Regions from separate parts of the Homo sapiens genome. Here region 2 is linked to region 1. Evidence: chromatin contacts called from ENCODE Hi-C data. All regions are on one chromosome and are shown on one strand. The core of a region is the stretch at or near the end of the contact, and the rest is flanking DNA. Distances in the headings are between cores, read along the strand shown.

Region 1 (5,998 bases), core at 1,695-4,194:
TAAATTGATGTCAAAATAATTAATACTCTACAATCATATTTGAACATTGGTTACATTCAAACCAGGAAGATTAGTTATATGGTACCTTTTGGTGTGTTTGTAATAAAGGTTCTGCTTTTGAGTGGTGTAAAGAAGGCAACTGAGAGAAAATTTAAAAACAAGGCATTCTAGACAACATTTTGAAAGTGACTAGTAGCAGAGTTTGCATTAGGCTGTGTCCTGGAACAACTCTGTTCTTAGAATAAAAATAAAAGATTGTCATTTTGGTTGGTTGAAGAACTCTTCCTTCACTTTCCAGCAAAGATTCTTATGCCTTTGATCTTTTGATTGTTCCCAAATAATGATGTGTTTGTTCTAAAAATAATTCTTCTTCAAGGAAGAAACACAAATGTATTTTTTGGGACTGTGATGAAGACAGCAAACTGAACTCTAAAGGGGGAAGAAGAGAAATCTATTGAAGGCATGCCATGTGTTAAATTTACTGCTGATGTTCCAAGAAAATCTTCCCCTAATATTTTTAGACTGAGATTAATGTATTTGCAGACAATTTTAGAATATAAAGAATCCTAAACTGAACTTCTGCTTTATTGTCTTGGTCCTAGAGTCAACCTTGTGGCTTAAAAATTTAGAAAGCAGATTTGGGGGAGTAAATACATAATGTTGGCTTATCCAAATAACTTACTCGGGTGCTTTGGGAATCAAAATGGTGTTTCATTTCTTTGTTTTGATAGAAGAATAACGTTAGAGTTACCGGCTTTACTAAGCATTGTATGACAATATCTTTCAATGTCCATTAAAGAATGCTTAGTAGAATAAATATTAAATTACCATGTTACATCTCCATAAATACATGTGAAGTCCACATGAATGCCAAATGAATTCAATATGGTCCTTTCTATTACAATAAATGCCCAGTGAATTCAGAGTGATGAGGCACTTAAAATGTCACACACTCCCAACTAGTTCCATCATGAATTCATTACTCCCTGTGACACTCATTCTTGTCAGGGTTTCCATTTTAAATACTACTTTCAGCAGTTTATCATAAAATTCCACTTGAGGAACTGATTCTCATTGGAAATATGGAAGATAAACTCTAAGCCTGGAAAGTAACATCAAAATAATTTGACTGTAGTGGGATTCCCACCCCTACTCCCAAACTTGCAAGCTTAATATTTGAATAAAATATCTAGTTATGGCTTTTGATATTTTATATCAAAGAAAATTAAATTTGTTAAGTTTCCTCCTTGAATAAAGAGTTCTTTTAAAATGTCTTTTTGTAAAATTTACTTAATTTTGTACCATTCTTATTAATTAAGGCAGATGTGTCAAAATTACATACAATAAGCAAATGGAAAAACCGAAACATCAAATTAAGATAATTATCGTAGTTAACACAGAAGTATGGATAATATCTGATTTCATGATCTAATATTTCCGTTTTTCCAGTATTATCCAAAATATCCAGTTTGCAACTATAATATTTTTTAATTCTGAAACGTTATACTCTTGACCGTCACCTCCTGGGTACACACTCTTGGTCACTCTTGTGTAAGAAATAAGTAGATAGACAGAATAAACACAGAAAATAGGAGGGAGAGAAAGCTGAAGAAATACAAATTGCCAACTGATGCATTTGACATCCAAGCAGGTAGTAGGAATAACCACCTACTCTGGTTGAGGTGTGATGGATCACTCAAGCTTAAAAATTAAAATACAAACTTGTCATTACTGACATCAACTAGCTAGCATTGACAGTAATCAGAGAGAGGAATAAGGAAGGGAGATAGCCTTAAACTTTCTTACAACATCACACACACACACACACACACACACACACACACACACACACACAGGCGTGCGCACTTATAAAGACTTTGGCCTAGTGTTATTAGCAACAATTTGATTGTATGTATCCAATCTGTTATGGCATCCTTTCTAATAAATATATATGCATTTTAAATGCAGATTCTGCTTAAAACACTTTCAACTTCACTCTAGTGATTGTATGTATAAATCATTTTGACGTTCAGTGAATTTCTAGGCATATGTATTTATGTTAGTGAACCATAAATCAGATATGTTGCCTTGAGATTTTGTTTTGTTACTGAATGAGTATGTTTTTTCTTTCTTTTTTTTGAGACAGAGTTTCATTCTGTCACCCACGCTGGAGTGCAGTGGTGTGATCTTGGCTCACTGCAACCTCCACCTCCTGGTTTCAAGCAATTTTCACGCCTCAGCCTCCTAAGCAGCTGGGATTACAGGCACAGGCCACCACGCCAGGCTAATTTTTGTACTTTTAGTAGAGATGAGGTTTTGCCATCTTGGCCAGGCTGGTCTTGAACTCCCTGGCCTCAAGTGATCTGCCTGCCTTGGCCTCACAAAGTGCTGGGATTACAGGCATCAGCCACCACACCTGGCCTAAATGAAGATTAAGCTTAATTTTATATGATGAAATAGGACAAGTTTAATCAGGGTGCTTGACTATCAATAAAATATTTCATAAGTAATATTACTACTTATGTTAGAACTTACATTTTTGAGAAGCTGCTGATGTTCTTCTTTCCATTATTCCATCCTTCCACCCTTCCCTCCCACATCCATTTATCCATCCCTCTCTTCCTCCCTCCCTCCCTCCATTCATCCATGTATCCATCCATCCATCCATCCATCTAGTCATTAATTTAATCAACAAATAGTTATGGAAATCTAGTATGTTCTACATGTTGCAAAAGACACAGGGGAGGGCAAAAGATCAGAAAGACTTATACTGTCCCCTCAAGAAGCTCAGTTGATCAGGGGAAAGAGAAATATAAAGTTATAAGACGCCAGGAGAAGTGCTATAAAATTCAGAATTACAAAACATACGGAAGGACAAAGGTGAAGACCACATCCTTCCTCCAAAGAGTCGTAGAAGAATTCACAGAGGAAATGACAGCCAAACTGTGGCCACCAAAGGAACTGAGAGTGTCCCTAGGAAATGACTCAGAGGAAGAGTCTTTAGGTAGGTATTTTATCTTGACTCTCTAACACGGTGCCTCTCCATGTGCCTAAATCACAGGAAATATTTTTTAGGATAATAATACTTTTGGCCTATCAAAACGCCTTGTGTCAATACCCTTTAAATATTCAGCAAGATGGAAGGAGCAGAGTGAAGTTTCCTTTCCTTGCAGATGGGACTTAGTATAGAAGAGGGAGTTTATCATCCTGCGGTATCTTCACAGCAAATGAGAAGGGGTGTCACCCAAAGCAAAACTAAACAACCGCGAAGAAAAAAAACACAAAATCCTTGATATGCACCACAGTAAATGCCCTAAGAAGATATTTTGTTATTATTGTTATTGTTCTTCCATCCTCGTAGAAACTACCGATGGTGCAGAAAGTCGTTTAGCACCCTGTAAGGGAAAGCTCTCGGTTTCAGTCAGTGGCCTAGGAAACATCATCTTAATATCCATTTCGTACTTGATCCAGGAGTGTTTCTGAAGACCTACACTGAGGCTTGACCAACTATGGTCCAAGAGCCAAATCTGACCCTTTGTTTTTTTGTATTAAGTTTTATTAGAACACAGTCACACCCATTTGTTTCCATATTGTCTGTGGACACTTTGGGGACTACACGGGCACAGTTGAGTGACTGCCACAGAAACTTCATGGCCCACAAAGTTGAAAATATTTACTATCTTGTCCTTTGCCAACACTTATTTACATTAAGTTCTACTTGAGAAATGTCTTTGTGTTATTAAAAGCTTTCTCTACACTGTTTTCTCCTCATGGATAACAAAAAGTATAATGACTGTTTCTATTTTTGTTTTGGCTCTCAGGAAGCTCAAAGAAAATGACAGCAATTATAAGTCAGACTGTCAGATTACCAGTATAATATATTTTCTACAGTTGCTACTGCCTACTTTAATTTGTATTTCCCCCTGTGTATTTTTTTAAAATTTCTCTTAACTACTTTATTGAGTGTTATTTATATACCTGCTTTACCTAATACCTTGTGAAATGAAGTAGGGAATGGAGAAGTTGTAAATAGATAGATAGGTACAAATGTATCAGTCTCTGTCTGTCTCTCTCTCTCTCTTTCTCTCTCTCATCAAATAAAACAAATAAATTCACAAGGGCCTATGAAGAAATATGTGTTGTTTTAGAAGGGAGCAGTAATGGGCAGGTACCCAGGGTTTCTCAACAGTGGTACTGCTGAAATTTTGGGCCAGATAATTCTGCTATGATAGGCAGTCCTGTATATTGTAGGATGTTAACACCACCCCTGGCCTTCACCCACTAGATGCTAGTCATGTTCTCCTCCCACTCCTGGTCCACACTGTCACAACAAAAAATTATCTCCAGACATTGCCAAATGTTCCCTGGGAAGCAATCCATGACCCTCACTCCAGTCTAGAAAAAGCAGCTCCCTTATGCATTCTCCCTTAATAACCTTCCTGACCAACTTCTCTGTTCTGTTGAGAGATCAACAATCCCATAAAGGAGTCCACCAAAGCCCACTACAGACACACAGTATCGGTAAACACGTTGAGTAGTAATCCATTTTCCACCAGGTTAACCAATGCCTCTGCAAGTCATACCAGAAGCCTGGGACTGGAGGATGTCATAAAACCAAATCCCATGAATGGAACTCCAAATTAGGGCCCTTCCACAGTCCGTTAATCATGCTGGACAAAGAAAGGTGTGGTTTGCCTTGTATTCTCAGTTCTCCTAAGACGATTCTCCTGATCTCTAATGACAGTAATGAATTACATAATGGCTGAGTAATGAATTGGGTTATTTCCTAAGGCTGGAGATCAAGAGACATTAAATACTTAATCTCAAGGGGACTCAGCTGATAAAGGGCTATCTGAGTGCATTCACTGCAGTGGAAGCCAGACCTGAATAAGATGCCAAGGACAACATTGCCTGGGCCCTCTTTCTCAACAGGTTGCAGAGTCAGCTGAAGCTGCTAATTGTAAAAGATGCAAGAAAATGTGAAGTTACCTCAATGATGTGGCAAGCCGATTGCTTGACAAAGAAAACTAAGTCATTATTAATAGCATTTTGTCTTGTTTCCCTCAAGCATCAAGACACTACCTTGAGAGACATCTGTGTAATTGATTGCAGCAGTCCAAATTCTATCTCAATTGATACAGCCTGAAGGGCAAGGCCAGGTTATATTTCTTTGTTCTCCAAAGTGTCTTGGACATAATAAGTGCTCAGTAAATATTTGATTGACTTGATAGGGGCTGGTGGTTTTATCCACAGATATTGCATCAGACATACATTGCCTAATAAAAGCCAACTCATCAGTCAGAGCCTCTTATGGAAGGAAGAAAGGGCCTATTTCACCCAGAAAGGAATTTCAGGGTCTTATGCGAATAATCACACCTTTTGTCATGAATTCTTCTTCCATTTGAGTCATATAAACTTTCACTATTGGATGCTTAGGTTTATATAAGAAAAGAAAAAATCATTCACTGGGATTTCAGTCATTTTGCCAAAATTAGATTTTCACAGTCTATCCTGCAAAGGGTACATTATGAGAACTGATCTAGCAATACTATCATATGTGGCTCATGATGCTAAAGGAATATATAACACATAAATATGGAAAAAGGAAATTGTGCCTTTATTTCTTCTCTATGCATGAGAAAAAAAGTCTGTAACAGAGACAATCAGAATGGAAGAATGGAAGCTCAGTAAGTGGGAGATGACAATAATTGTAAATGCTAAACTCTCAAATCAAATATATAATTAAATGTATACGATTCCAAAGTGCAATTAGTCATGCACCATAAGATTTTTTGGACACATATTGATAGTGCTAAGGCAGAGCTGTCATATTAAAATGGGAATCAATTAGCTCATTCTTAGTTAGGCATACAAATAAATTCAGCTTTTCCAAGGAGGTAATCAAGGATACGGGGTAGAGCACAGACTCTGAAGTTAAACAGAACTGAGTACGAGTCCAAGCATCACCACATTATAGCTCAGCAACTTTGAGCATTTG
Region 2 (5,998 bases), core at 1,510-4,009, 50 kb before region 1:
CACCAGAGCGATGGACTTCAAGTATCAAATGAAGGAAAGTTTCTGCTGATGGAACGTGGAAGAATACGCGTTTTGGTGTCTGAAGGGATGTTCTTGGGAGGAGAAACTTGATTAAGATAAATATTCATGTGCGTAAGGAAAATTACAGCGGCAGAGAATGAAAGCTTCTTTAACAAGAAAAGTGTTGGTGAAAGTTAAAAATGAGAAGGGGCAGTATCTGCAAAAAAAAAAAAAAAAAGGATCAAGGGGAAATTACATGGCAGCGTTTCTTAAGTCAGGCTTAAGGCGTACATGAATGAGATTTAGGGGAGCCTGTGAAACCCCTAAGATTATATTTAATTTTTGCTTATATGTATATGTTATTCTAAGGATATGGAACATACTAAATCCATTTATGAATAACTGCTGATAACTACTTGTCAGAGGACAAGATCAATGTCTGCTAATTCATAGCAGAGGAGAATGACCCAAGAGAAGGATCTAAATTGGAAAGCTGAGAGTGGCATGAGGTATTGGATGAAACAAGGTCCAAGCAGAGGTGAGGACAGATGAAGTCAAGAGTATTTCCTGGACAGAAAAGTCTAGTAGTGAGATCTCATTTGTTTTATCATCATGCTTTATTATCACCAAGAGGACAGGCTGTCCAGAAAAAGAAAAAGTTACATGTCACTATAAAAAAACAGGACAAAACAAAATAGAAAAGAACTTCACGAAAGTGATACTCTTGCTTATTTATGAAAGTTGGAAATGCTTTTTTGCTATGTTCTTTCTTTCTCTTTTGTCAAAATGTCTTCAGTCAATATATGCTGATTTTTAAAATTACATAAGACACAAGATGTTATTAAAATCAATGCATTAATGCGTTTTAGAAAATAGTTATTCTAGGGAAAATGATACAAGCAAAGTGAGGATCTTAGGAAGGTCTGTATGACGAAATATAAAAAGTTCCAGGATCAAGAGACAAACGTGGATGGCTTTGAAGCCATAGAAAGGACAGGATTATGTCAACCTAGAAAATTTGAGCTGGTCACCAACTCTGCCATGAATTGACCATGACTGTGAGTGCTCAACTCTGAGATTCTCTTTCTCTATTTATGAAATACAACACTGATATCTTCTATACAGAGTTTCTAAGTAGGTTAAATATATTATTTATATGAGTGACTTAATAAATGCACATTCTTAGAGTTCTACTAGTATCAGATTCACCTTAGCTGATATTGTTGGCCTGATAAGAGCTGCAACTGGTAGTTAATCTCTTTGACTCCCTACCATTTAAAAATAGCCCAGAAAATGATACTGAATATTTAATGTTGTGACAGAAACTTACCTTAGAAGCCAGATAGACTGCTGAACTTCTATGTTAGATATAGCTGAGCTCAAATCCCAGCTTTTCCATATATTAGCTATGTGATTGTGGAAAAATCTCTTGTGCCCAGTATTTTCACCTATAGAACAGGGATAAGAACAACCTGGGCTCAGGCTTGTTTCATCAAGTATAAAATAAGATTGCCATTAGCTGAGACAACTGGGTGGGATTAGGGGAAGGTAAATAGAATATATTGTGCATGTACAGAACCTTTATTTAAAATGTTGACATTTTGTTTACCATGGATTTTTGCACTAATTTTTATTTTTATAAAATATTGCATTAAATATTATTTACTTTAATTACTGAGATTTTTCGTATCCCTTTAAATTTGGACCCAAAGAGAGTACCTCATTCACCTCACTCTAGTCCTAGCCCTGAAGCCAACAATTAGTGAAAACGTATTAGGGTCAATCACAATACTGAGCACTGTGAGTTTACACATTTGCTTGTCAGTGAAATATTTAGCACAATATCTAGCCTAGAGTAAGGCATTATCATCTTTACCACCCATTACCATCATTATCATCATCACTACCATCAACATCACCACCATCATCACCATCACTATCATCACCATCATCACCATCATCACCACCATCACCACCATCAGCATCACCACCACTACCATCACCATCATCACCACCGTCATTACCATCACCACCATCACCATCACTATCATCATCATCATCATCACCACCATCACCATCATCACCATCACCATCACTATCATCATCATCACCACCATCACCATCATCATTACCACCACCACCACCATCATCAACAACACCATCGTAATTATCATTACCATAATAATCAACATCACCATCACCGCCATCAGCATCACCATCACTAGAATCATCATCACCACCACCGTAATCATTACTATCACCACCATCACCATCACTATCATCATCACCACCATCACCATCACCATTACCCCCACCATCACCATCGTCATCACCATCACTATAGTTATCATTACCATAATCATCATCACTACCATCATCATCATCATCACTCTCATTATGATTTTCTAAGATATCCTAAATAAATTTCCTAATATTTCCAAGTTGCAGTTACCTCATTTTTATTACAAGGCTAACATTGCCCCCTTATAAGGCGTAAAACTTAAACAAGGTCGTTTTTGTTGTTGCTATCATTAATGTTTTTGCTGATTTCAATGTATCACCTGACTCTGCAGCAAATCCAAAGAGTGCTTGTCAAGAAATCACACATTTCTAATGAACATGGAGACTAGCCCGGCAGAGAGATAAAGCAGGACCATGCTGGGTCCTGGGCTGGCTTTTGCACAACCGCCTAAGATCTTCACACAAAGAAGTATGCACTGTGCTCAGAGCTGACATTTCTGTAGTCATAAAGCTCAGTGTTGTTCCAGTTCAGGAAGCTGATGAGTCATGGGGTAGAGGCCACTGGGAGAGGAAGAGGGTTTACTCTTTTTTTTTCTTTTTCTTACCATTTTCATTACTTCTCAACTGATTTTCGATATACAACAGGAAAGGAACATAATGACCTTCTACTCACTGCCCCACCCAGAAAACCTCAAATAACTAATTGCCTTTTTTTCCTAAAATGGAAGAATTATTTCATCTGCCCGAAGGTTTTACTTCCTTCTGCTATGCTTTTGCCCGGTAAGCCTTTTAATCTTGTAAAGCACAGCCATATGAACAAACAAGGGAGAAAACAGGAAGATGGCAACTCTCCAAGTTCATCCCATTTTGAATCTCACTTGACAAACAGCGATGCATGGTTTTGATAAAGGGTATGAGGATTGTGATTTGACCTTCCTCTTGCCACTGTGTAAAATGTAAACACAGTTTACTTTCTCATAATTAAACGATATCGATTCCCCAGCAGCCCGCGAGAGGGTTGAATCATCTTTCTCCTCAATGGATGCAGCGTGATCCCTGTTATCATCTAGTTATATCCAATCAGAAGTAAACCATGACAAGCTGGGTGGGGGAATGCAGTGGCTTCCTGCTTCCAGAAGTTGTATAACTGGGGAGAAGTATCACATCTATTTTGAAAATAGTTGTTTGGTGTGTTTTTACGATACACCATGGTGTTATAATAGGTGATATCAGATTCAGTAGTTTAAAGCAAAAAGGACTTTTTTTCTCCCTTATTTAAGAGTCTAGGTTGGCAGTCCAGAATTGGAATGGTGGCTTGATGGTATTGGGGATGCATCCTGTTGCCATGCCATCTCTTCCATGTTACCCTTTTCAGCTTAATTCAAGATGATTCACCACCACGTTTGCGTTTCAGCTGAAGAAGGGAAAAACAGGAAGGGAAAATAGACTTCTTGCCTTTCAAAGGCATGGATTAATGTGCTAACATCACGCTCACTCATGTCTTAGTGGCCATCACCCAGTTCCATGGTCATACCTAGATGCAAGGTGGCTGGAGAAAGTAGTCTTTAGCTGAGTGACCACGAGCCCAGCAAAATCTGCTGTTGCAAAACGGAGGATGACTATAGCGAGATTCACTATGAGTTCTGGCCACAGTTGAGTTGAATAAATGTTTCCCCTAGAATGGAGAGAGGGTCCTAGTTGGGGTCTCTCCATCCCTGAGCCACTTGGGTTGTGATGATAATTGATAGTGATGATTAAAATGACGGGAATAAAGATAGCAGCAGTTAACATTTACTCACTTCTTGCTTTATGCCTCTTTGTACCAAGTGCTTTGTAAACATTATGCATTCTATCTTCAGGATAATCCTACAGGATCAATAGTATAATTACCCCAATTTTACCCATGAAGAAATGGAGCCGCATCAAGTTCAGAAACTTGCCCGAGGTCATGTAGCTAGTATGTGGCCAAATGAAACCCATCTGTCTCTATGTCCAAAGTTATTCTCTTAACCACTTTACTCAGGTATTAATAGTGGTCTGAAATCCTTCAGTATTTCACAAAGCTGAACTAAACTGACAAAGTTCCCCTTAACCAGATCATCTGAGCCAGCTAAGAAGTGTTTGTTTGGGGCTTGAATACTATCAACGTAGGTATCAATGGAGATTGGTAGTTTCATTTGTCAAAGACTAATACGTTTTTCTTCCTTACAAAGAACTTGATTAATTTTTAAAAAGAGGGAAAATAAGTGAATATTTATTAAGTGCAATTTGTTCAGTATATCAGCTCTTTCTAAACATGGCTTCCAGAGTGAGAGAGAAATAACCAAAGGGGCCATTAGCTGAGTAAAGGTTGGGAGATTACGATGAAAGGCTACGCTCTCCATGGTCTCTTTGCTGGAGCTGATAGAAGCCCTAGGCCAAGAGCAGAGCAGGGAAATCCCTGCCCCTCCCTAAAGGTAGGGGGTCTCAGGCACCCCGCTGAGGCTTGATGATGCTGAATCAGAGAGCAACATGGAATCTGGAGCAGTCTAATGCAAGGGCCAGGGTTGTACTAAGTCAGGATGAGGAGGAGTTAGAGACGTGGGTCTCTAGCTATAAAGAGGCCCATCCAAGAACTGAACAGAAAAGCTAAGCCAGTGAGTGTGATGCACAAAGGATGGGTTCTGAGGTGCAGCTGCTGTCGTCTTCATGCATCAGCACATTAAAATGTTTGGGAAGAGAAGGGGAATAGAACATCCCTTCCCTCCCCACAAACAGATGGGTAATTAGATGGAGGGTGGGAGCCAGATGCTGTACTTCCCCTGAGACCAGCACCAGAGGGAATGGGCTGGCTCTGCAGAAGACATTTCCGTTCCTGAAAAGGGATATAATGATGGGGAAAGAATCAGGGCTTCAGGATCTTGCAGGGAGGGGTAACAACGGAGGGGGAGTGCTTGCTTCTTCCATGTTAATCCTCTGCAGCCCCCTCTCTGTGCACCAAAGAACGAAGCACCAGGTGACCACTGCAGTTAAGAGATTCCACCTGACTATAACCCTGTCAAAATGACGTTTCAGGAAAACCTGCTTGTTAGATCCTGCCAATGCTATGTCTGCTGGTGTTTGTTTCAGTGGCCTGTTTTCTGTGTTTTTTGGTACAATGCTGTAGACACTTCCCCAGAGGTGTAACACGTGTTCAGCTAAGTCCCATCCGAGAAGCAGCATCCTCTGAACTAGCAGACACAGTCTGATATAACATGTCTTTAATGCTGACTCAGCTGCAATTATTTGCTATTAATCCAAAATAAATTCTTATAGAAAACTTCTTAAACATGGCCCAATGCTACTTCACAATGATGATGAATTTGGGCTTGGCAAAGAGGCTGGCGAGGAAGTCAAAGATCAGTTCCTAGAGTCCTCACGGAGTCAATTTACACACCTCTCTCACCCTGGACCATTCTTTGTTTTTTTTCAACTGAGTCAAAAGCCAGTGGTAACTCAAAACCTGCAACAACTTAAATCAGTAGTTTAATAAGCGTAAGCATCTGTATGATGTAGAACGTTCTCTGAAATCAAGAACAACAGTATAGGCAGCACCAATGCTCTACGGTGGGAGAGCCCAAGACATCTGGAAAGGAGGGAACTTGGGCTGCCTTTGGGAGATAAAATGTGAAATTAACCCACAAAGAATAGTCATAAAATGTTAGCAGAAGGAAACAGATATCGAGGGCAGAAAGAGTGTAGACAGTTATTAGTAATATATTAACTGAATTAACCTACC

What was found. Hi-C counts contacts between places; a loop is a spot of excess contacts on that map. Pooled maps may share reads with other maps.
Region 2: a map of endothelial cell of umbilical vein shows a loop between it and region 1 (6-fold over the local background). The contact joins two enhancer-like sites. A Hi-C loop is called at or near these places in 2 of 168 maps with a recorded cell type or tissue (MCF 10A and endothelial cell of umbilical vein), 1 of 37 single-sample maps with no recorded cell type and 2 of 50 pooled maps.

What each region holds. Positions count from the first base shown.
Region 1 is chr16:82,942,862-82,948,859 of GRCh38, reverse strand. All of the region lies in intron 2 of CDH13 (cadherin 13), which reads right to left. Among named protein-coding and RNA genes, the nearest start is that of MIR8058, 260 kb to the right of the region's middle. Within about 2 kb of position 2,944, at least 2 of the 41 ENCODE cell types and tissues checked have a DNase peak (open chromatin) inside an H3K27ac peak, as active enhancers do; they include endothelial cell of umbilical vein, where a contact is called at or near this core.
Region 2 is chr16:82,993,103-82,999,100 of GRCh38, reverse strand. The region is part of intron 2 of CDH13 (cadherin 13); the gene reads right to left. Among named protein-coding and RNA genes, the nearest start is that of MIR8058, 310 kb to the right of the region's middle. Within about 2 kb of position 2,759, at least 5 of the 41 ENCODE cell types and tissues checked have a DNase peak (open chromatin) inside an H3K27ac peak, as active enhancers do; they include endothelial cell of umbilical vein, where a contact is called at or near this core.